Linked DNA regions of Homo sapiens: regions 2, 3, 4, 5, 6 and 7 are each linked to region 1. Evidence: chromatin contacts called from ENCODE Hi-C or POLR2A ChIA-PET data. All regions are on one chromosome and are shown on one strand. The core of a region is the stretch at or near the end of the contact, and the rest is flanking DNA. Distances in the headings are between cores, read along the strand shown. Region 1 holds the start of SRRM1 (serine and arginine repetitive matrix 1). Region 2 holds the start of HMGCL (3-hydroxy-3-methylglutaryl-CoA lyase). Region 3 holds the start of PITHD1 (PITH domain containing 1). Region 4 holds the start of RPL11 (ribosomal protein L11). Region 5 holds the start of MACO1 (macoilin 1). Region 6 holds the start of ELOA (elongin A). Region 7 holds the start of TMEM50A (transmembrane protein 50A).

Region 1 (2,725 bases), core at 3-2,502:
CTGGCAGAGTGGGGCCGGGCGCGGTGGCTCAGGCCTGAAGTCCCTGCACTTTGGGAGGCCAGGAGTTCGAGACCAGCAACAGAGCGAGACCCCCATCTCTGCTTTATTAGATAAAAATAACTTTTTTTTTTGAGACAGTCTCGCTCTGTCACCCAGGCTGGAGTGCAGTGGCGTGATCTCGGCTCACTGCAAGCTCCACCTCCCGGGTTAATGCCATTCTCCTGCCTCAGCCTCCCGAGTAGCTGGGACTACAGACGCCCGCCACCACGCCCAGCTAATTTTTTGTATTTTTAGTAGAGACGGGGTTTCACCGTGTTAGCCAGGATGGTCTCGATCTCCTGACCTCGTGATCCGCCCGCCTCGGCCTCCCAAAGTGCTGGGATTACAGGCGTGAGCCACCGCGCCCGGCCAATAATTTTCAAAATAAGAAAATCTAGCAGTGCGCATCCAACCCAAGGCCCTCGCAGCCAGAGCAGAGGCACCAGGGCGGCCAGGCGAGGCGCTGCGAGGAAGCTGGTGCTTCTCGGAGTCCGAGACCCGGGCTGGGGAGAGCCCGAGGCAGAGCCCGAGGACCACGGCTCTCTGGCGGGCGTCCTGCCCAGCGGCGTGATTACCGGGCCGCCGAAACCGAAACCCATCTACTGGACACTTCCAGCTTCCTCCAAAGGCTGAGCAAGCTGAGCTACAAGGCAGATTTCATGTCTGCTGCCAGGCTCGACCGCTTTACAGACAATCCTCTCTCGTCTGGTAAACGCGTAAAACCTACACAATCACAACTTTCACAACGAGAGGGAAGCCGCAGGCCTCTCGTCGGCGCACGGGCCGCCTCGCCCGCGTCACTCTGAGGTAACAGCCTTTCTCTTCAATCGCTTCATGGAACTCCAGGACGCCAAGCCTCTTCCACTACGGGTCGAAGGATGGGTCACGTCACATTGCGCGAACAAGGATGGTCACGCGCCACAAAAGGACTTGCAGGGCGGGGCGACTCGACGGCCTTCCCTTTTGCTCCCATTGGCTGCGGTCGTCAGGTTCGCCTCCTCCACTACCTACCGGGGAGTTTAGGGCCTGACAGAAGCCCGCCCCCGCTGGCGCTCGTGCGCACGCGTGGCGGGCTCTCGGCGCACTGAGCAGGCGCGGCCTCGTGTCGGCCGGAGGGGGCGGGCGCAACGACGCGCGCTGCGTCCCGGCGCTCGGCTTTCCCTCCGCCGGTCCCGCCCTCCGTCGCGGCGGCGCGGTGTACCCTGGGATAGGGAGCGATCTCCGAGCGAGGCGGCAAGATGGACGCGGGATTTTTCCGCGTAAGTAGAAGCGCCGGGCGCCGGGGTGAGGCCAGGGACTTCTCGGTAAGGCCTGGTAGGAGACCTTAGCTTGGCACAGGGTGGCCAGCGAGGGGAGCTTCGGAGATCTTAAGGATTCCTCCTAGAGCCGGCGCACCCCCCCCCCCCCCGTGCGCTGCGGCGGAGACCGGTGCGCCCCTGCGCAGTCTCCTCCTCCGGAATGGTCCCCCCTACGCGGCGGCGACGGTGGCCGGAAAATGGCGGCGGGAATGGGCCGGGATGGTACCTCGCTGCCCGCCTGCCTGGCGGGGCCTGCAGGCCGAGCGCCGTGCGTGCCGCCGGGTCCTGGGGCCTAGCGGAGCCGGAGGAGGAAGTCCCGAGTGGGAGGCCAAAGGAAAGCCCTAAGGTCACTGGTGGCGGCAGGGCAGGGAGAATATGGTTTGGGGGTACATCTTGGGAGAGCACCTTAGGGGAGGGAGAACAGGAAGAAGCATTCAGCGGCTTTTTTTGAAAAAGCGCCCTCCCCGCCCCCCAACGTCCTCCCTCCAGGTCCTAAGCCTTCGTGGAGGCGCCAGGTCAGGGTTCGCGGGAGCTCCCGCCCAATTTGATATCCCTTCAGGGAGGGGGACGTAGATAACTTGTTGGGACAATGTGAATTTAAGGTTCTGTGAGGGTAGAGGGTGCAACGAAAACTATGCGCGGGTATGGAGGCAGGTTGTGGAGTGATTCAATTCCTTCCCGCCCTCCACATCCCTCACCACCCGCCACCATCGTGTTTTACTCTTGGAGTCCGCTGGTGAAAGGTAACTCTTACCTAGGCTCTGCCAGCGTCGTCTGCCCATCGCCTGCAGGCAGGGAAGTTACTCCGTCGTAGTTGGTTCTCGGGGCCCACACTTTATCAGGCTCGTGCTGGAGCCTGTGTGTCCCATAGTCCCCTCCTGTAGGAAATTAGTACTAGATCAAGATCTAGAAGGGACACAGGACTAGAGTTGAGCACCATTGGTCTCTCAGGGCTTGCAAACTGTTAATGCAGAATGAAGTCGTATAGAAACTAGTTGATCTAAGCCAATATATCCGTTTTCTGAAATACACGTTAGCTCTTCTCTTTAGAGCATGTAATTTGCAGTTTGTGTGTTTTCAAAGGAAAAATTGGAAGGGAGGAGGGCCAGAACTTTAGTAAAAATATCTTTGGACACTCCGAATTGGACATTGAAATCCTTCTTTAATTGGCTTTAAATATGCCAACGAGTTTTTCGTCATGTTAGAATGTTATCCCCCAAGTATTTTACCTAAGAACAACCAGCTGTTCTTAGGCAAACAGTAAGATACTTATTTTGGAATGATAGTTTCAGATTAGCGTATCGAATTTGCAAACTGCTTATGAACTGTCCATTTTGTAATTTCCATCAAAGTGTTTTGTAGTAAATATTCAATATTTTCTGCAGTGC
Region 2 (2,710 bases), core at 41-2,540, 820 kb before region 1:
TCCTGAGGTATGGTGTACCTGCATCAACACCAACAGCGAATACTGACTAAACCCAGTGTTAAACTACAGGCCAGGGACTATTATTATCCCAACTCCGTAGGTGAAGAAACTAAGCCTCAGAAAGGTTACCCAAAAATCACAATTAGAAAGTGACAGAGCTTGGACTTGAACCCATATCTAGGCCTAATACTAATACTGGTTCCTATGCTTGGAACCCCATGGAGGGCCATCTCATTACACCAAATATTTCTTAAAAGCTTATTAATATCTACTATTGCGTTTAACTTTCCAAGTTGGAATTGCCATCTTCATTTTACACATGAGCAGGTGGTGCAGGTGAATGGCCAAGTAAAGATATTAACGTGGCTTTCTGAGAGGGACCCAGTGCCAGGAGTGTATTTTTCCCTCTATACAGTTATAACTCCTTCTCAACTCCCTAAGGTAAAAATACCACCACCGACTGATCACTTATTAGGAGCCAGAACACTGCCAGATGTGTTACTTACATTTTCTCTAATTTCCAAAACAACCCCAAGGGAATGTTGTCCGTTTTACAGACGAAAGAGCTGAGGTTTAGAGAAAGTAAATAACTATGTCATTAAGTCTAGAAAGTGGCAGAACTATTGGGACACCCTAGCTTCAGCTTTTATTTTTTCTGCTCCATACAGCTACGTCTCCCACACTTTTTCTGCGCTGAGAATGGGAGAGGGGAAAACATCAGGATCGAACAGGATCAAAGTGCAATTCCAAGGGAATCACAGCTTGGCTCCAATCAACGCAAGTCCCGCTCGGTAGGCTGGGATAGTTCCCCAAGCATCTCTAAAAGCAACAACAGTTGGAAATGGAGACGAAGGAAATGGAAGCGTGTTCTTGATTTTCACTAATGAAGAGTTGGAGAGGTCTGAAGTTCAATTAGAGGGAGAAAGGGGCCAGGGTCATCGGAAAGGGCCCTGGGCGGGGAATCAGGGCACCTAGGATGGCGTCCCAGGTCTCCATGACCCAGACAAGTCACTCCACCTCTCCGGACCTCAGTTTTCCCATCCCCTTCAAAGGATTTGAGGGGAAAAGGGAGGGTCCAGGACTCCAACGCCCTCCCGACTCTGGCCTGAGAGCTGTCCGGCCTCGCCTCTAAGAGAGCAGTCACCACGGGCCAAGCCCCCAACCCTGACAGTCAGAGTGCCTGCAGGGCCGCCGCCTCGGCGGCTCGGGGCACTTACAGCCCGGAGGGACGCCAAGCCCACCAGTCGCCGCGGAAGCGCCTTCCTCATTGCTGCCATCTTGGCCCAGAATCCCCCGCGGCAGTCCAGCTGGGCCCCGCGTGACCGATGGCTCGTCTGGTGGGCGCGGCCCCGCCCCCGCCCCTCCGCCGTGACTTCCGAAGCTGGCTCCACCCCCAGCCTCTCTCCGTTTTGATTCCGAGCGCCTCTTCCATGCCAGGCCAAGTGAGACGCTAGGAATATAAAGATGAACAGAATCAGCCTGGACACCATGTAATCCTAGCACTTTGGGAGACCGAGGCGGGTAGATCACCTGAGGTCAGGAATTCGAGACCAGCCTGGCTAACATGGCGAAACCCCCGTCTCTCCAAAAAATCCAAAAAAAAAAAAAAAAAAAAAAAAAAAAAAAAAAAGCCGGGCGTGGTGGTGGGCGCCTGTAATCCCAGCTACTTGGGAAGCTGAGGCAGGAGAATTGTTTGAACCCGGGAGGCGAGGTTGCAGCGAGCGGAGATCGTGCCACTGCACTCCAGCCTGGGCGACACAGTGAGAGCCTGTCCAAAACAAAAAACCCAAAACCAAACAAACAAAAACATGAAAAGAAATTAACCAAATTCTGTGGCTTCTTGTGTTTAGAGTGTGGGAGGTGTGAGGAGACACATATTAATAGTTACACAAACAGTTGTGTCATTTCTAACTTGCACTATAAGAAGCAACGATTTGCTACTCACTGTTCCGAGTTCTTAGCACGGATTAACTCACGCATCACGATCTTCAGGATTCAAACACAGGCAGGCAGCTCCAGAGAGGGGGCATCCTTAGATTTCATACCTTAAAAAAATGATTAAGATTTATCTAGGTGTACTTTCTGAAGGGCTGAAAAAAAAAAAAATCTATCCAGGTGAAGAGGATACAAGAAAAACTTTCCAGACGGTGTAGCATTCGCAATGGCCCTGAGGCAAAGAAAATGCTGAGAACACTGTTTTTCTCTCTTTTGTTTTGTTGGTTTGTTTTGTTTGTTTGAGATGGAGTCTCACTCTGTCACCCAGGTTGGAGTGCAGTGGCGCGATTTCGGCTCACTGCAACCTCCGCCTCCCGAGTTCAAGAGAGTCTCGTGCCTCAGTCTCCCGAGTAGCTGGGATTACAGGTGTGCACCACCACGCCTGGCTAATTTTAGTGTTTTTAGTAGAAACGAGGTTTCACCGTGTTGGCCAGGCTGGTCTCAAATTCCTGACCTCAGGTGATCCGCCCGCCTTGGCCTCCCAAAATGCTGGGATTACAGGCGAGAGCCACCGCCCCCGGCCAGAGCACTGTTTTCAAACTGTATGTTGTACCCCACTAATTGGTCACAGTATCAATTTAGTGGGTACAAACTTTATTTAAAACAAAGAACTAGAATTTTATCTATCTATCATCTATCTATCTATCTATCTATCTATCTATCTATCTATCCATCTATATTTATTTATTAAGACGAAGTCTCACTGTGTTGCCCA
Region 3 (2,700 bases), core at 118-2,617, 860 kb before region 1:
TGATCTCAACCCACAATATGAAAAACACATCATATTGTGTCTGAATACAAACTCAAAACTGAAACAAAAGTTTCATCAATTGAGACTTGAAATGTGTGATACATTCTGGGTTTTTTTTTTTTTGTATTCTATTTTTTTTTTAAATGTTGATCACAATTCTCTATAAACGGATTTTAAAACCTATTGACAGGCCACAACCAGCTGTTCGAAAAAAAGTACTTTGAAATATCACATGGGGGAGGAAACGCAGAGATCATCTAGTCCAATCCCTTCACTTCACAGGGGGTAAACTGAGTCTCAGAAGATCAAGTCACTTGCCCAAGGCCACGCAGCTAGTAAGTTGCTGTGGTTGGATTTGACCGTAATAACCATCGGCTACTGAATGCCCATCATGTGTCAGCCATTTGCTGAGTTTTTTCTTTTTTTTTCTTTTTGAGACAGAGTCTTGCTCTGTCGCCAGGCTGGAGTGCAGTGGCGCGATGTCGGCTCACTGCAACCTCTGCCTCCCGGGTTCAAGCGATTCTCCTGCTTCAGCCTCCCGAGTAGCTGGGACTACAGGCTCGCGCCACCACGCCTAGCTAATTTTTGTATTTTTAGTAGAGACGGGGTTTCATCATGTTGGCTAGGATGGTCTCGATCTTTTGACCTCGTGATCCGCCCGCCTCGGCCTCCCAAAGTGCTGGGATTACAGGCGTGAGCCACCGCGCCCGGCCTGCTGAGTTCTTTAATTGCATTATTTCATTTAATACTCACTGTGATCCTATGAAACAGATACTATTCTTTCCACCTTACAGACGGGGAAACGGAGTCTCAGAATAGGGGAAATGACTTAAGGTGTCACAATGGCCAGTAGCAGACCCAGGAGTAGTCTTTAGGTCTGGCCGTGCACAAAGCCCCATGCTCTCAAGCTGTAACCCCGCTATCAAGAAAGTGGTTATGCAAGTGGGCCTGTGAGCTCTCAACGTCTAAGCCGTGCGCATGTGAGACAGCGATAAGCTCGCGTTCTCCAGTCTCCAGGGCCTTATCATTCCTCACGCTTTCCTTCATCGGCTCGCAAAGAAACGTGGCGATCAAGGAAGACAGCGAAGGCTCCATCCTCGTCGGGGGAGGATAATTCGAATCTCAGCCTGTGAGTTTACTCAGCACACCTGTTTAATCTCTTGGTCCTTCAGTTTCCACACCTAGGAAGCTGGAACAGCAGCAGCATCCAGCGCCAGGACTGGAGTCATATACGAACTCTGGCACCTGGGAGGCGCGCGTCCTACGTCAGTTCCGCTCGACCCCACCCCCCCCGCCCCCCCGCCTTCTCCCCACGCGCATGCGCCGCGCAGCGGCGCTTTTTACGACGCGGCAGGCGCGGCGCGCTTAGTTGCCGGAGCTGAACGGCGCGGAGCTGGTCTGAGGCGAGCCGAGCCGAGCGAGCGCGGCGGTGGGGCCGAGAGGACGCGCAGGTGGCGGCGTTGCCATGTCGCACGGTCACAGCCACGGCGGGGGTGGCTGCCGCTGCGCCGCCGAACGGGAGGAGCCGCCCGAGCAGCGCGGCCTGGCCTACGGCCTGTACCTGCGCATCGACCTGGAGCGGCTGCAATGCCTTAACGAGAGCCGCGAGGGCAGCGGCCGCGGCGTCTTCAAGCCGTGGGAGGAGCGGACCGACCGCTCCAAGGTGGGCCGCCTGGGGCTTGGGGCGGGCGGGGCAGGGTGCGTGTGGGGCCTCGGGCCGTCGGTCTACTCATTTCTGATGTTAAGAATAACGACAGCCTGGTTGCCAAGCGCTTTTCCGTGCCTGTCTCCTGCCAGCTCTTTGGGAGGCGAGCAGCGTTGTCTCCCCATTTTGCATATAGGGAAACTGAGGCCTAGAGGGAACGGGGACAGTTTTGTCAAGCTACACAGCCTAACGCTCTATTCCAGGGCTGTGTGGGCTAGAGAGGATGGTCGTGAGGGCCGTTGGACCATTGGTGCTAATGGCTGCCTCATCATATTACCTGGTGAAGATGAGCCTAGGGAGATGAAAGGTGGTTCCCATATAGAGCAAATGTTCTTTACATTGTGGGGTCGCAGGCCCCTTTGCTATCTGTTTGAAAGCAGTGGACCTTCTTCTCAGAAAAATGCACATAAACACCTGCCTTTCAGTTCACACTTCAGAAGGCTCTTCGACCCTGGAAATTCATTCATGGGCTTTTTGTTAAGAACCTTCCAGTTGGGTGGCCTGTGGCTGTTATGACACTGGATAAGACTGGTTAGCTTCAAGTTAATAAGTCTTGGAAAACCAAGGGAGAGTGACTCTTCCCATTGCACCCCAGTTGTAGAGCAGGGTGGGAGATGCCTGAAATTGTAGGCTCTCAGCAAATATTTGTTGCTTTCTCCTCCCCCCTCCCCATCCCCTCCAGTTTGTTGAAAGTGATGCAGATGAAGAGCTTCTGTTTAATATTCCGTAAGTATCTCCTTGGTGCCTACCTCAGGCTAAATAGGCTGTACCCAGTTGCCTCAGATGGATTCATTCACTGGTGTCAAGAGCACACATTTGCTTCTAGAAATGGGATAAATTACTTTGGTGGGTTTGAGGAGGAAAGCATCATAGCTTTCTTGGTGCAGACTGGAAACAGATGTATTTGTAGAACAATAACTGAGAAATTGAGGTAGATTTCTTAGAATTGTAGAATGCTAGAGGTAGACAGGATCTTAGAAATTATCTAGTACAAG
Region 4 (2,700 bases), core at 184-2,683, 950 kb before region 1:
GCAGTGGCGCGACCTCGGCTCACTGAAAGCTCCGCCTCCCAGGTTCACGCCATTCTCCTGCCTCAGCCTCCAGAGTAGCTGGGACTACAGGCGCCCGCCACCACGCCCGGCTAATTTTTTTTTTTTTTTTTTTTTGTATTTTTAGTAGAGACGGAGTTTCACCGTGTTAGCCAGGATGGTCTCGATTTCCTGACCTCGCGATCCGCCCGTCTCGGTCTCCCAAAGTGCTGGGATTACAGGCGTGAGCCACCGCGCCCGGCCGCTGTTAAGTACTTATATGTGAATAAGCGTAAGAAAGTATTGCTTATCAATAGCATATACATTTACAGTCTGGAAAAATGGTTAGGCCAACCAACCAGAGATTGTCCACAAGGGTGGCTGAGATAGTGACACCTTTGCTTTCTGATGGTTCAATGTACACAAACTTTGTTTCATGCACAAACTTACTTAAAATATTGTATAAAATTACCTTCAGACTATGTGTATAAGGTGTATATGGAACATAAATTAATTTCATATTCAGACTTGGGTTCCATCCCCAAGATATCTCATTATGTTTATGCGAATATTCCATAATCCGGAAAAATCCCAAATCTAAAAACCGTCTGGTCCCAGGCTTTTCAGGTTAGGAATACGCACCCTGTAGTAACTTGCCCAAGGTCACATAGCTACTAGCTGGTCGAGACAGGACCACATCTGCCTGTCTTCAAGCTCGGGACTCTTAAACCACCACTCCTTTCCGTTTGTATAAATTCTATTTGTGCCCGGAGTGGTGGCTCACGCCTGTAATCCCAGCACTTTGGGAGGCCAAGGCGGGTGGATCATTTGAGGTCAGGAGTTCCATACCAGCCCGACCAACATGGTGAAACCCCATCTCTACTAAAAATACAAACAAATTAGACCGGTATGGTGGTGCGTGCCTGTAATCCCAGCTACTTGGGAGGCTGAGGCAGGAGAATCGCTTGAACCCGGGAGGCGGAGGTTGCAGTGAGCCGATATCGCGCCACTGCACTTCAACCTGGGTGACACAGCGAGGCTCCGTCTCAAAAAATAAATAAATAAATAAATTATATTTGTTTACGTTGTTACAGAATAAATTTGCGTCATAATTTGCATGATTGATTTAATGTAGTTTTGGCGTTCTCATCACACAAGGACCACCAGCTCGTGACACTGGGAGGAGAGAACGTCCTCAAGGTCCGGAAACTCAAGGACGTGCTGATTCGGGAGCTTTCAAAAACTATTTTTGGAAAACCCAGATCCCGGTCTTCAGCCAGCGTCGCCTGCAGTGGCTAGCACTACCCACAAGGGAGAAGCCGACGCTGCAGGGCTTTGCCAAATGCGCCTCTCTTCCTCGTCTTCATCTCTGTGGTTAGCCTGGGAAAAGAGCCCGCCTCCTGGCCCATAAGGCCCTCGGCCGGAAGCTCCGCTTTCTCTTCCTGCTCTCCATCATGGCGGTGAGTAGCTGGGACCTGGATTTGCTTTCCTTTATCCGTCGCCATCCATGGCAGGCCGAGCCTGCGGGGGCTACTTCGCCCGCAGCCCGAGGAATATGGAGCCCGCAATGCCTGCTGGCCCAAAACTAGCAGAGCCGTTCGAGCCAAGGACGCAGGGTTGAATTCTGTCACTTTCCCTGCCATCGTTTTAGGAGCGGCTCCGGGCACTTGCCCGGAGTGCTCAGAAGCACGGTCAGGAGGCTGCAGCGGGGGCAGATGGGGTGAATGGAGGGTTCTGAGGCAGGGGGGTCCGGGCCTTTTCCTGGTCCCGGGGACTTGAGACTTGCTCGGTGCTAGGAAACCTTAGTCGGTTGCTCCGCTTAGGGAAGGTGCCAGCCTTTAGACAGCTTCCGAATAGGATGCTGGACGTCGCATAACCACGTGTTTCCTGTTAACTGAGCAATTAAGTTCTGTTTCTTCGCTCACTCCCCTTAGTTGGCCTTACAATGGGGGCGCTCTTTGTTACCCTGAGCCTCTTAGGGTTCGATCTCAGTGTCCGTATCTTTTAACACTCAATAACTGTCCTGAGTTTTCTCTTCACCCGTTCCGTTCGTGGAGGAAGGATAGGTTCCGAGCTGTCTTCTTCCCTTGATGTCCCCTAAACATTATACCTTTTAAACATTCAGGGTCTTCGTTACGATTTGGGATGAGCAGAAATAAAAATGCTGTGCAGATAGAAAGTAGTAAAACTCAGGGCCCTCAGCTGTGAGTGTATTGACTGCTGCTCTTCCCTGTTGCAGCAGGATCAAGGTGAAAAGGAGAACCCCATGCGGGAACTTCGCATCCGCAAACTCTGTCTCAACATCTGTGTTGGGGAGAGTGGAGACAGACTGACGCGAGCAGCCAAGGTGTTGGAGCAGCTCACAGGGCAGACCCCTGTGTTTTCCAAAGGTGAGTAGTCACAAGGACATACAGGGTTTGCCTGCTTGGGTCGCTTGGTTGTTTCTTGATTTACCTGCTGTCGAGTCTGTTTAGAAAGTGACAGTCGGCATCACTTAAAGCATTAAATTCATGAGCCGGCCAAGAGGTGTCTTTTTTTTTTTTTTTTATTCAAGATGGCGTGTGGGATTGGAACACTAGATTTTATTTGAGCAGATCTTAAGCTAAGACTAGCCCAAGTAAAGATTTTCCTAAGTAACTAGGATATGAGATAGAGTGGAAATGTCAGGAACGAAGTAAAGATCATTAGATCTGATTAGCAGTT
Region 5 (2,700 bases), core at 63-2,562, 790 kb after region 1:
ATGTAAAAATGCTTATGTTAAAAACAGTATGACTACTATTCTAGTATGACTACTATTCTAGTATGACCACTATTCTATTTAATAGCAATAGTAACATTATCATCCATAGGGGAAAATTGGAAAACAAGCAAATACAATAAAATGTCAACTGTATTTGTGTTAATGTGATGAGACTCATTGGTGTTTTTTCCTTTTCGGCCACTTTCCTACATTTTCCCCAGTTTTCTCTAATGATAAACATTCTTTTTATTTCTCTTAAAAAAAAACACCATGCGGACTTTTCTAAGTGTTACTTTGCCATACGTACGTGGCAGGGGAGTTATAAGGAGTAAATGAGCAAATACACGCAAATTACCCAGCACGGTGCCTGGCATAAAATCGGCGCTCAATGAGTACGAAGCGTGAAGGGTCGCCGGCCCCGCGTCCCCGCCTTGCAGGAGCCCGGACCCGCCGAGCAGGCTCCCGGTCCGGCCCGGCCCGGCCCGGAGGCCGATGCTTCGCGGTAGTGCCCTCGCGGGTCCTGCGGACTCGGCGCCCGCGGGGCCCACAGCGCTGCCCAGCCTGTGGACGTGGAGCCCGGGCCGCACCGCCGCACACGCCCCGGGCATCTCTGCGCTACGTCGCGCGCCCCCACGGCTCCGCCCCGTGGCGTAACCCGGGGCGGGGCCGCCACCTCCGATTGGCCGGCGCGCTGTCACCACGTCGCGGGAAGCTGGCAGGGTGTGTGTCTGTGTGCGTGTGGGGTTTGCTTTGTCATTCGTACCCCCGGTGCGCGCTGACGCGGTCGGCCTGGCCGAGCTCTCCAGCATCCGCAGAAGGGTCCCCGGCGCTGTTCCTGGGATGCTCCCTTACATAATGACGCGACTGGCTGAAGCGCACGTCAGCGCAGACACCGCACATGCCGCAAACCCGGGCCTTCCGATTTCATACATTGCTAGACGAGAGCCTACAATGCCATGCCGTACGGTATGCTCTAGTAGGGATTACAATACAATGAAACGCAACCCAATAATAATAAAGCATACCTTCGCAACAAGGCGTAATATAGGATGTTATATTTATAGGGCCTATTTATAAGCCTCTATTTAAATCTTTTCTGATAGGCTCAGCCGGGGACCCAGACACTATAATGATTGGCGCATTCTTCCGTCCTTCAAAGGGGCGGGTTCTAGAGTCAGTTTTGCCTCAGCGGGCCCTGGGATTGGCCGACAGCGGTTTACCGGTGGCTTCTATTGGCCTCCCGGGCCGTCCGTCGGAGCCGAGGAGGCGGGGCAGGCGGCTGGCTGGTGCTGGGCGGGCGGGCCCCGGAATTGTCATTTCTTTGTTTCCGAAGGCGGAGGAGGCTCCGAGCCCCCCCTCCCCGTGCTACCCCCTCCCCCCGGGTGCTGGCTCCATGTCTGTGTGACCGGCCTCAGGGGTAGAGTCCAGGCCCGACGCGGGGCGGGCCAGCGGCGGCGGCAGCTGAGGTGAGAGACGGCGGCGGCGGCGCGGGCACCCGGCCCCCCAGCGGGAGGATGAAGCGGCGGAACGCCGACTGCAGTAAGCTCCGCCGCCCCCTAAAGCGGAACCGGATCACCGAGGGCATTTACGGCAGGTGAGCGGCTGCACCCCCACTCCGCGGGCGCGGGCCCTGCGGTCCCCCTCCAGCTCCGAGGGGCCTGGCCCCGTTATGTAACCCCGAGTAGGCCGCACGCCCGCGCCGGGGGCTCTCCTAAGGAGCGCTGGCCCCGGAGCCGCTGGCCCGCCCGCCGGGGTCCGCCCCGGGTGCGCGGGGCGTGGCGAGGGTCGGCCCGGCCGGGCGGGCAGGGCGCGGCGGGCGCTGGCTGAGGGAGCCGCCGCGCCGCCGTTGGAAGCGCCGGGCCCGCCGGGGGGAGGGGCGGAGAGCCCCCAACCAGCCCGGCGTTCCTCAGCATCCCGGCCATGCCGCTGGGCCGGGAGGGCCGCTTCCGGGACCTCTGACTGGCCGCCGCTGGCCCCCGAGCCCCCCGGTGGCCTGGGGGCTTGCCGGCCGGAGCCAGGAGGCGCGTGGACCACAGCGCGGGGGGGTGGGGGAGGCTGACAAAGTTGAGAGCCCACTGTGGCCCCTCGTTCCCCCAAGCTGCCAGCATACTGGCCTGGGGCCATGCTGTCACTTCTTTCACCTTCTGCTTCCCATATGGGATCTCAAACTTGGCACCCAGGGCTGAAGCTGATACCCCCAAATCATGCCCTGTGGCCCTGCTCCAGATTCGGAAGGGTCTGATGACCAGTTTTTCAGCAAATATTGTTTTGACAATTCCAAGCAGATAGCTTGCTTTGAACGTTTTTAAAAAGGGATTTTCTCCAAACTCTTTTTTTTTTTTTTCATCCGCAAGAAAAGCAGTGTCCCTTTAAATAGAAATTGAATTCAGTCCACCGGTAGAGAAAGACAACAGGTTCATGGGGCAACTTACTATCATAGCTTCCCCAAGTCGATTTGTGTACGACTGTTATTTTCTGGTTCTTCTCAGAATGTTACTTGTAAATGGTATTTGCCTTGATACAGATTTCGGTGGAGAAGTAATTAGTTTACAAAGAAGAATTCTCAGCATGTGGATGTAGGCTTAATTGAGTCCTCATGGTGTTTTACAATTAGCTTCTCTAGCTGTGGGATTTCAAGAAATATGTGAGGTAGCTGATGACACCCAAGTTGTCTTAACATAACTGTACACCTTGCACATG
Region 6 (2,700 bases), core at 68-2,567, 900 kb before region 1:
AGACAGATAAATAAACTGACCATTTACACCCTGAAAAGGTGGTCAGTTGCTTAGGGAACTGGGGGAGGGGCGCCAAATGGAGGAGTAGGGACATGGTAGAGAGGGCTTTTCAGCATAGTGAGTGAATGAATGCTCATTTGAAGAAACAACTTGTGTTTAAGATGTTTTTCTTTCTTCCAGAGCTAGAATCTGGAAGAATCTCTGGGCTTTCCTGCTTTGAGGGAGAGATCAGGCTAGGTGCATTGCCAATTTGCTGCTGAAGATCTGATTAGGTTCTGCTTTGATGTGATCAAATGAGATGTAATCAGTGCTGGTACTTTAAGTGAGTTTGCAACTATTTAGTTGCTCTTTTTAGTAGTAGTATTAGTAATGGTAAAACTTAGTGCTTTTAGGATGAGAGTAGACGGCCTGAAGAATAATATCTTGGGCTCTTCTAATCAAGCCATACGGCTCATTGGCAAGTCATCAGAGGAAACATCTATCTATCTATACATTCATGCAATAAGTATTTATTTAGTGCCTATGTGCCAGACACTGTTTGTGGGGAAAACAAGACACATGGGCTATTATTGCCTCATGGAAGGAACTAAGCTGTTTGGATTTTGAAAAATCCCTTTCTCTGGGCCTCAATTCCTCGACCTGTTCAGAAATGTGCGCTCACAATGGTCCTAGACATCTTAGATTCAGGTTCCATTTTCAGTTCTTTCCTGTCCTGCGGCCATCTGCAAGTTAATTTGGTCTCCCTGAACCTCAGTTTCCTCATCTGTAAAATGAAGATCATACAACTCGTTTCATCAGGTTGTACTGAGGCTGGAAAAGATAGTCTAACTACTGACGCATCGTGTGCTCAGCCTAGGGTGGCTGCTACCGCGGGTGCCTGCGGACTCCTAGGACGGGCACCAGCCCGGGACCCCTGACAAGGTGTTGATTAGGGTGTGGCTAAGCCCCAGGCGGGAGAAAGCGTTGGCATTTATAAGGCCAGGGTCTGGCGCGGTGGCCTCATTCCGTCTTGAAGTAGACCCTGGAGAGGTCTTCCAGGCTTGGGCTCAGCACGCGAGCACAGGGAGCGGGGGTGCCGGCGGCGGAGGCGCGTACGGCCCGAGCAGCCCCCAGCCCCCAGCGCGCACACTTGGGCCAGGGGCGCGAGGAGTGCGCGGCCGCCGGGTGGGCGCTGGGGAGCGGGCCCTGGGGGCGGAGCCTGCAGCCCACCGCCCCCCACACACCCCAGCCGAGGCCCGGAAGGGGCCAGGCGCGCTTCCGTCTCCGCCGGGGATGCACGGAGGGCGGAGCTGCGGCCCGAGGACGCGACGCGAGCCCAGTTCCGGCGAGGAGGCCGCGCCAGTGACAGCGATGGCGGCGGAGTCGGCGCTCCAAGTTGTGGAGAAGCTGCAGGCGCGCCTGGCCGCGAACCCGGACCCTAAGAAGGTAAGCGAGGGGGCGGCGCGTAGCGGGATGGGCGTTGGGTCGGTGAGGGCCCCGTAACGGTCGCGGCCCGAGCGTGGCGGGGTTCGGGGGCTGGGACCCTGAGCCAGGCCCCGCGGGGCTGGGGTCGTGAAGTTCGCGGCCATTGACCGCTGCCCGCGCGTTGGGACCCCGTGCGTCGGGCGTCGGGACGCGGGGCCCCGGCCGCTCCCCCTCCCTCACGGGCCCGGGATGGGGGCGCGCCCGGTGCGGACACCGCGTGCCTAGCGCTTCCTCCCAGAGGCGCTCCGTGGCGTCCCGAGCCAGCTGTTTCCTGCGGGAGAGCGTGCCCGGGGCGGGAGGGCGCTGGCCGCCGCCTCGTTGGCCTCCCGGTGCCTGCGCTGGTGCCCGGCTCCCCGCGGAGCGGCGCGGACTCCCCAGCGGGTGCGTGTTCGCTGGGAGGAGAAGACGGGCGCCCGAACGCTGCGGAGCCTGGACTCGCGGTCTGGTCCGCGCCTCTCGGAGACGCGGTTACTACTCTCCGGCTGGATATCAGAGCGTGGACCTTTCGCTTTCTCAGTGAATCCCTTTCAAAACAGAATAAAGCCTCGCGTCACCTAAGCATACTCCTGAAAACTTAGGTTGGAATTGAAAAAGAGGCGGGGGCCCGGGGTTGGAAGTCGCAGCTAGGTTTCCTTTTGGCCATTAATAGGAAGGTAAGAGCTACCGTTTCTCGTTGTTCGAGTGATGGACAACCATTTTTAATTGTAGTTAACTAGTTTTTGTTGTTTATTGTACAAACTGAATATTAAGTTAAACGCGTTCTTGTACCTTTTCATCTTTCTGTCACTCACTTCTCTGGTCTCCAGGAGACAGTCTGGTGGTTGTCAGGATTTTTTTTTTTCTTTTTTTTTTTTGAGGCGAGTCTTGCTCTGGTCGCCCAGGCTGGAGTACAGTGGCGCGATCTCGGCTCACTGCAACCTCCGTCTCCCGGGTTCAGGCAATTGTCTGCCTCAGCCTCCCGAGTAGCTGGTATTGTAGGCGCCCGCCACCACGCCTGGCTAATTTTTGTATTTTTAGTAGAGACAGGGTTTCACCATCTTGGCCAGGCTGGTCTTGAACTCAGTTGTCAGGATTTTTTAAGTGGAAGTACAACGATGAAAAAGCACTTATGTGTTTGGCATTCTCCGTCATCATTCTGGCCGGGGCGGGCAGTTCTAGGAGTTGGAACTCAGTCCTGGTGGAAAAGGAAGTCGTGGAGGGAGGGCTAGGGCCGTGGGGGAACTGCTCTGCTGAGCC
Region 7 (2,700 bases), core at 153-2,652, 700 kb after region 1:
CCATCAAAGGAAACAACAGTCACCTTGGTTCCCATCCCACTCATATACTGCCGCCGTACATGTCAATCAGATGAACCTGTGCGTATCTCTTAACGACAATTGACCCACCTTTTTAACTGAAGTGAAGGGGGGTTCTGCTCCGCGACCACTTCCTGGATCTCTCCCTTCACCCTCTGTGTTCTTTCGGGTGCACCATCGGGTCAAAGCCGCAGCAACGCCGTCTCTGTGTGATCGCATGTGCCCTTCTGCACACGACCTTCCCCCGAGAGTGACCAGCTACCGGACAGGCACCAAGGAGGGCTACCGAGCACCTCCCGGACCGGCGGCTGCAGGATCGCGAGCGCCTCCGCTAGGGAGACCGCACGTTGCGCCTGTGCTTCCTGCGGTGGCGCCTTCTGCAAGGAGACCTCGACCCTGCTCCCTCTCCGGGGCTGGATCTGACTCCTTGACGGTGATTCCAGACGCGAGACCCAAACTGACGGCTTCTAGAAGAGGGGCGAGCCCGGCCGCAAGTCTTTCACGTAGCTAAGTCATCGTTGCTTCCGGCTTCTTACCGTTCTCCCCTTTGTAAACGGTTACCTCCCGAAAACCCAGGCTCTCCTCCAACAGTGGTTCTCAAGCGAGGCGATCTTCCCCGGGAGGGGATATTTGGCAAAGTCTGGGGGCATTTTTGGTTCACTGGGGCTGCTACTTGCATCCACTGGGTAGAGGCGGGGGATGCAGCTACACAACCTGCGAAGCACGGGACAGCACCCTCCCCAACCCAGACAGAATTAGCCGGCCCAAAACCTCAGTAGTGCCCAGGCTGAGAAACCCTGCCTTAAACAAACAACAAAGAAAGGCCAAGTCCCATAAGTGGGTCACCGCGCCGAGACTGGGGTCCACGGGACACCCCAGCCACGCCAAGCCGGGAAGTCCCCGCCTCCTGGAGCTGAACCCGCCCCTCTCCCAGAGGTGGAGCTGCGGGGGGCGGGAACAGGCACGGAGAAAATAAACAAGACTAAAAAGTCCTGAGTAGCGCTGTGTGGCCGCAAACCTGAACCCACCTTTTGCACCACGCGGGACCCGGCACTCTTCCTGCCACCCACCCCTGAGAGGGCTGCGCGGCCGACCCCAGTACTAGAAAACACTCGTCACCTCACTCAAGACGGGTACGAAGGCCAACGGACGCCTTCCTTTAGAACGCTCAGCACACAGAGCAACTTCTCACGCCTACTCTCAAATGGCGTACTCCAAACTAGCACTCCCGACGTCCAGCTGTGAACCCAGAGCGGCGGAAAGCCCCTGAACCCAGCGCCCGGGCATGCGCAGACGCGTTGTTGTGGTGGGCGTGGCTCCCTCCGGACCCGGCGCCCCGCCCTCCGCCCCGTGTCCGCATGCGCGACTGAGCCGGGTGGATGGTACTGCTGCATCCGGGTGTCTGGAGGCTGTGGCCGTTTTGTTTTCTTGGCTAAAATCGGGGGAGTGAGGCGGGCCGGCGCGGCGCGACACCGGGCTCCGGAACCACTGCACGACGGGGCTGGACGTAAGTGTCGGGCGGGGAGTGGGGGTAAGAGAGTAGCGGCCGCAGGCTGGAGAGGCCTCGGAGCCGGGGCCGTCTGACGGGCTGGTGCCCACAGCACAGGCTCGTTGCCGCCACCCTCCCGGAAGCCGCAGACCCGGGCTGAGCCGCCGCGGACCTCTCCTCTCCTGGGTCCGGCGGCGCCAGGAGAAGGCGACGGCGTCCAGACCCCGCCAAGACGGAGAGGGGACCGCGCCCTCCCCCGGGACACCCCAGGATCCCTGGAAAATCCCCCGATCCCCCACTTCACAGCTGGACAAGCCGAAGCCCCGAGAAAGGAGCGTGACCCGGCCAGCTCCCTCAGCGAGGGGTGCCCCGGCTAAAGGTGGCTCCCCCATCTTCCAGCGGCGTCCCTCGAGACCTAAAAGTCCCAGAGTTTGGAGGGCGGGGTCTGGCTTGAGCGTACCAGTCGTCGTGCAAAGAAAAATGGATTCGGGGTGGGGCCATTGGGATGAACCGAAAATAACACTTATTGAATTGCAGTTCTTCCCGGGGAAGAATCAAATGAGTGAATTTCCTAAATTGAACTTGTCCCAAAGGCATCTTAGCATTGGCTGTAATCATATATTTTAATATTTAATTTTTAAAAGAGAAGTTAAAAATGGGAGACGTTGCTCTATTGTAGGGTGTCATATTTTTGGACAACCATAATTGCTGGCTACAAAGTATCTTAAGGAAGTCAAGTTCGCTGTAGGAGTTTGGGTGTTGTTATTCGCAAGTTATATGTATTTCAGGCTTTTTCATACTCTGAAATAGAGATAACATGGCTGTATCTCAGGTCTCTACTGCTCGGCTTACAGGAATGTTTTATATAATTTGTAAAGACAGCTTGGGTCGGCTATATTTAAATAGCAGTTGGATTTTTGTAATCTGAATTACTATTAACCACGATTCTGTGCTTGCTTTTGGCTGGAAACACCCGTTAGGATCAGAGATAGGGATATTAAAGTGGATGTTCTTTATATAGAAATGACACCAAAAGGCAGGCTTGCAGAAAGAAAAATAATGAATGAAGTGAAAGGAAATGATGTGGGTAGAGGTAAGAACTGCAGTGCAGTGTTTAATTTCTTGATTTAGGTGTGAAGAAACACACGTTCTGTGATAAAATATGTAAATTAGAGAAATATTTTTCATTTGAA

The links. Hi-C counts contacts between places; a loop is a spot of excess contacts on that map. ChIA-PET counts read pairs that join two places held with the same protein, here RNA polymerase II (POLR2A). Pooled maps may share reads with other maps.
Region 2: a pooled map shows a loop between it and region 1 (9-fold over the local background). The contact joins the promoter of HMGCL here to the promoter of SRRM1 in region 1. A Hi-C loop is called at or near these places in 4 of 50 pooled maps. POLR2A ChIA-PET finds 5 or more read pairs at or near these places in 3 of 52 experiments (Caco-2, T-cell and activated B cell).
Region 3: a loop to region 1 is called in a pooled map, with 9 times the contacts of the local background. The contact joins the promoter of PITHD1 here to the promoter of SRRM1 in region 1. A Hi-C loop is called at or near these places in 7 of 50 pooled maps. POLR2A ChIA-PET finds 5 or more read pairs at or near these places in 3 of 52 experiments (A673, CD8-positive, alpha-beta memory T cell and GM10248).
Region 4: a map of naive thymus-derived CD4-positive, alpha-beta T cell shows a loop between it and region 1 (6-fold over the local background). The contact joins the promoter of RPL11 here to the promoter of SRRM1 in region 1. A Hi-C loop is called at or near these places in 1 of 168 maps with a recorded cell type or tissue (naive thymus-derived CD4-positive, alpha-beta T cell) and 13 of 50 pooled maps. POLR2A ChIA-PET finds 5 or more read pairs at or near these places in 1 of 52 experiments (activated B cell).
Region 5: a map of B cell shows a loop between it and region 1 (25-fold over the local background). The contact joins the promoter of MACO1 here to the promoter of SRRM1 in region 1. A Hi-C loop is called at or near these places in 2 of 168 maps with a recorded cell type or tissue (B cell and CD8-positive, alpha-beta T cell), 1 of 37 single-sample maps with no recorded cell type and 16 of 50 pooled maps. POLR2A ChIA-PET finds 5 or more read pairs at or near these places in 3 of 52 experiments (activated CD4-positive, alpha-beta T cell, activated CD8-positive, alpha-beta memory T cell and naive thymus-derived CD8-positive, alpha-beta T cell).
Region 6: a map of CD4-positive, alpha-beta T cell shows a loop between it and region 1 (7-fold over the local background). The contact joins the promoter of ELOA here to the promoter of SRRM1 in region 1. A Hi-C loop is called at or near these places in 1 of 168 maps with a recorded cell type or tissue (CD4-positive, alpha-beta T cell), 1 of 37 single-sample maps with no recorded cell type and 6 of 50 pooled maps.
Region 7: a loop to region 1 is called in a map of B cell, with 7 times the contacts of the local background. The contact joins the promoter of TMEM50A here to the promoter of SRRM1 in region 1. A Hi-C loop is called at or near these places in 2 of 168 maps with a recorded cell type or tissue (B cell and naive thymus-derived CD4-positive, alpha-beta T cell), 5 of 37 single-sample maps with no recorded cell type and 17 of 50 pooled maps. POLR2A ChIA-PET finds 5 or more read pairs at or near these places in 1 of 52 experiments (B cell).

Annotation. Positions count from the first base shown.
Region 1 is chr1:24,642,050-24,644,774 of GRCh38, forward strand. SRRM1 (serine and arginine repetitive matrix 1) reads left to right here and starts at 1,253. Exons shown (of 17, transcript NM_005839.4): 1 at 1,253-1,298. The coding sequence starts at 1,278. RefSeq lists an enhancer at 825-924 and silencers at 995-1,314, 1,575-1,634.
Region 2 is chr1:23,824,139-23,826,848 of GRCh38, forward strand. HMGCL (3-hydroxy-3-methylglutaryl-CoA lyase) reads right to left here and starts at 1,291. Exons shown (of 9, transcript NM_000191.3): 1 at 1,218-1,291. The coding sequence starts at 1,277. LOC105376861 (a long non-coding RNA gene) reads right to left here. Exons shown (of 3, transcript XR_947068.2): 2 at 1,946-2,045; 3 at 1,402-1,450. RefSeq lists an enhancer at 1,292-2,160.
Region 3 is chr1:23,777,051-23,779,750 of GRCh38, forward strand. It overlaps PITHD1 (PITH domain containing 1), which reads left to right and starts at 1,368. Exons shown (of 6, transcript NM_020362.5): 1 at 1,368-1,663; 2 at 2,388-2,431. The coding sequence starts at 1,466. It overlaps ELOA-AS1 (ELOA antisense RNA 1), which reads right to left and starts at 1,247. Exons shown (of 4, transcript NR_038280.1): 1 at 1,149-1,247. RefSeq lists enhancers at 92-1,044, 2,298-2,700 and silencers at 1,298-1,607, 1,698-1,747.
Region 4 is chr1:23,690,373-23,693,072 of GRCh38, forward strand. RPL11 (ribosomal protein L11) reads left to right here and starts at 1,434. Exons shown (of 6, transcript NM_000975.5): 1 at 1,434-1,457; 2 at 2,237-2,387. The coding sequence starts at 1,452. RefSeq lists an enhancer at 1,396-1,715.
Region 5 is chr1:25,429,585-25,432,284 of GRCh38, forward strand. It overlaps MACO1 (macoilin 1), which reads left to right and starts at 1,313. Exons shown (of 11, transcript NM_018202.6): 1 at 1,313-1,594. The coding sequence starts at 1,515. It also overlaps a transcript of RHCE not described here. RefSeq lists silencers at 339-778, 1,169-1,828.
Region 6 is chr1:23,742,154-23,744,853 of GRCh38, forward strand. ELOA (elongin A) reads left to right here and starts at 1,318. Exons shown (of 11, transcript NM_003198.3): 1 at 1,318-1,425. The coding sequence starts at 1,351. RefSeq lists silencers at 1,120-1,349, 1,500-1,979.
Region 7 is chr1:25,336,932-25,339,631 of GRCh38, forward strand. TMEM50A (transmembrane protein 50A) reads left to right here and starts at 1,403. Exons shown (of 7, transcript NM_014313.4): 1 at 1,403-1,525. It also overlaps a transcript of RSRP1 not described here. RefSeq lists silencers at 1-241, 1,233-1,352.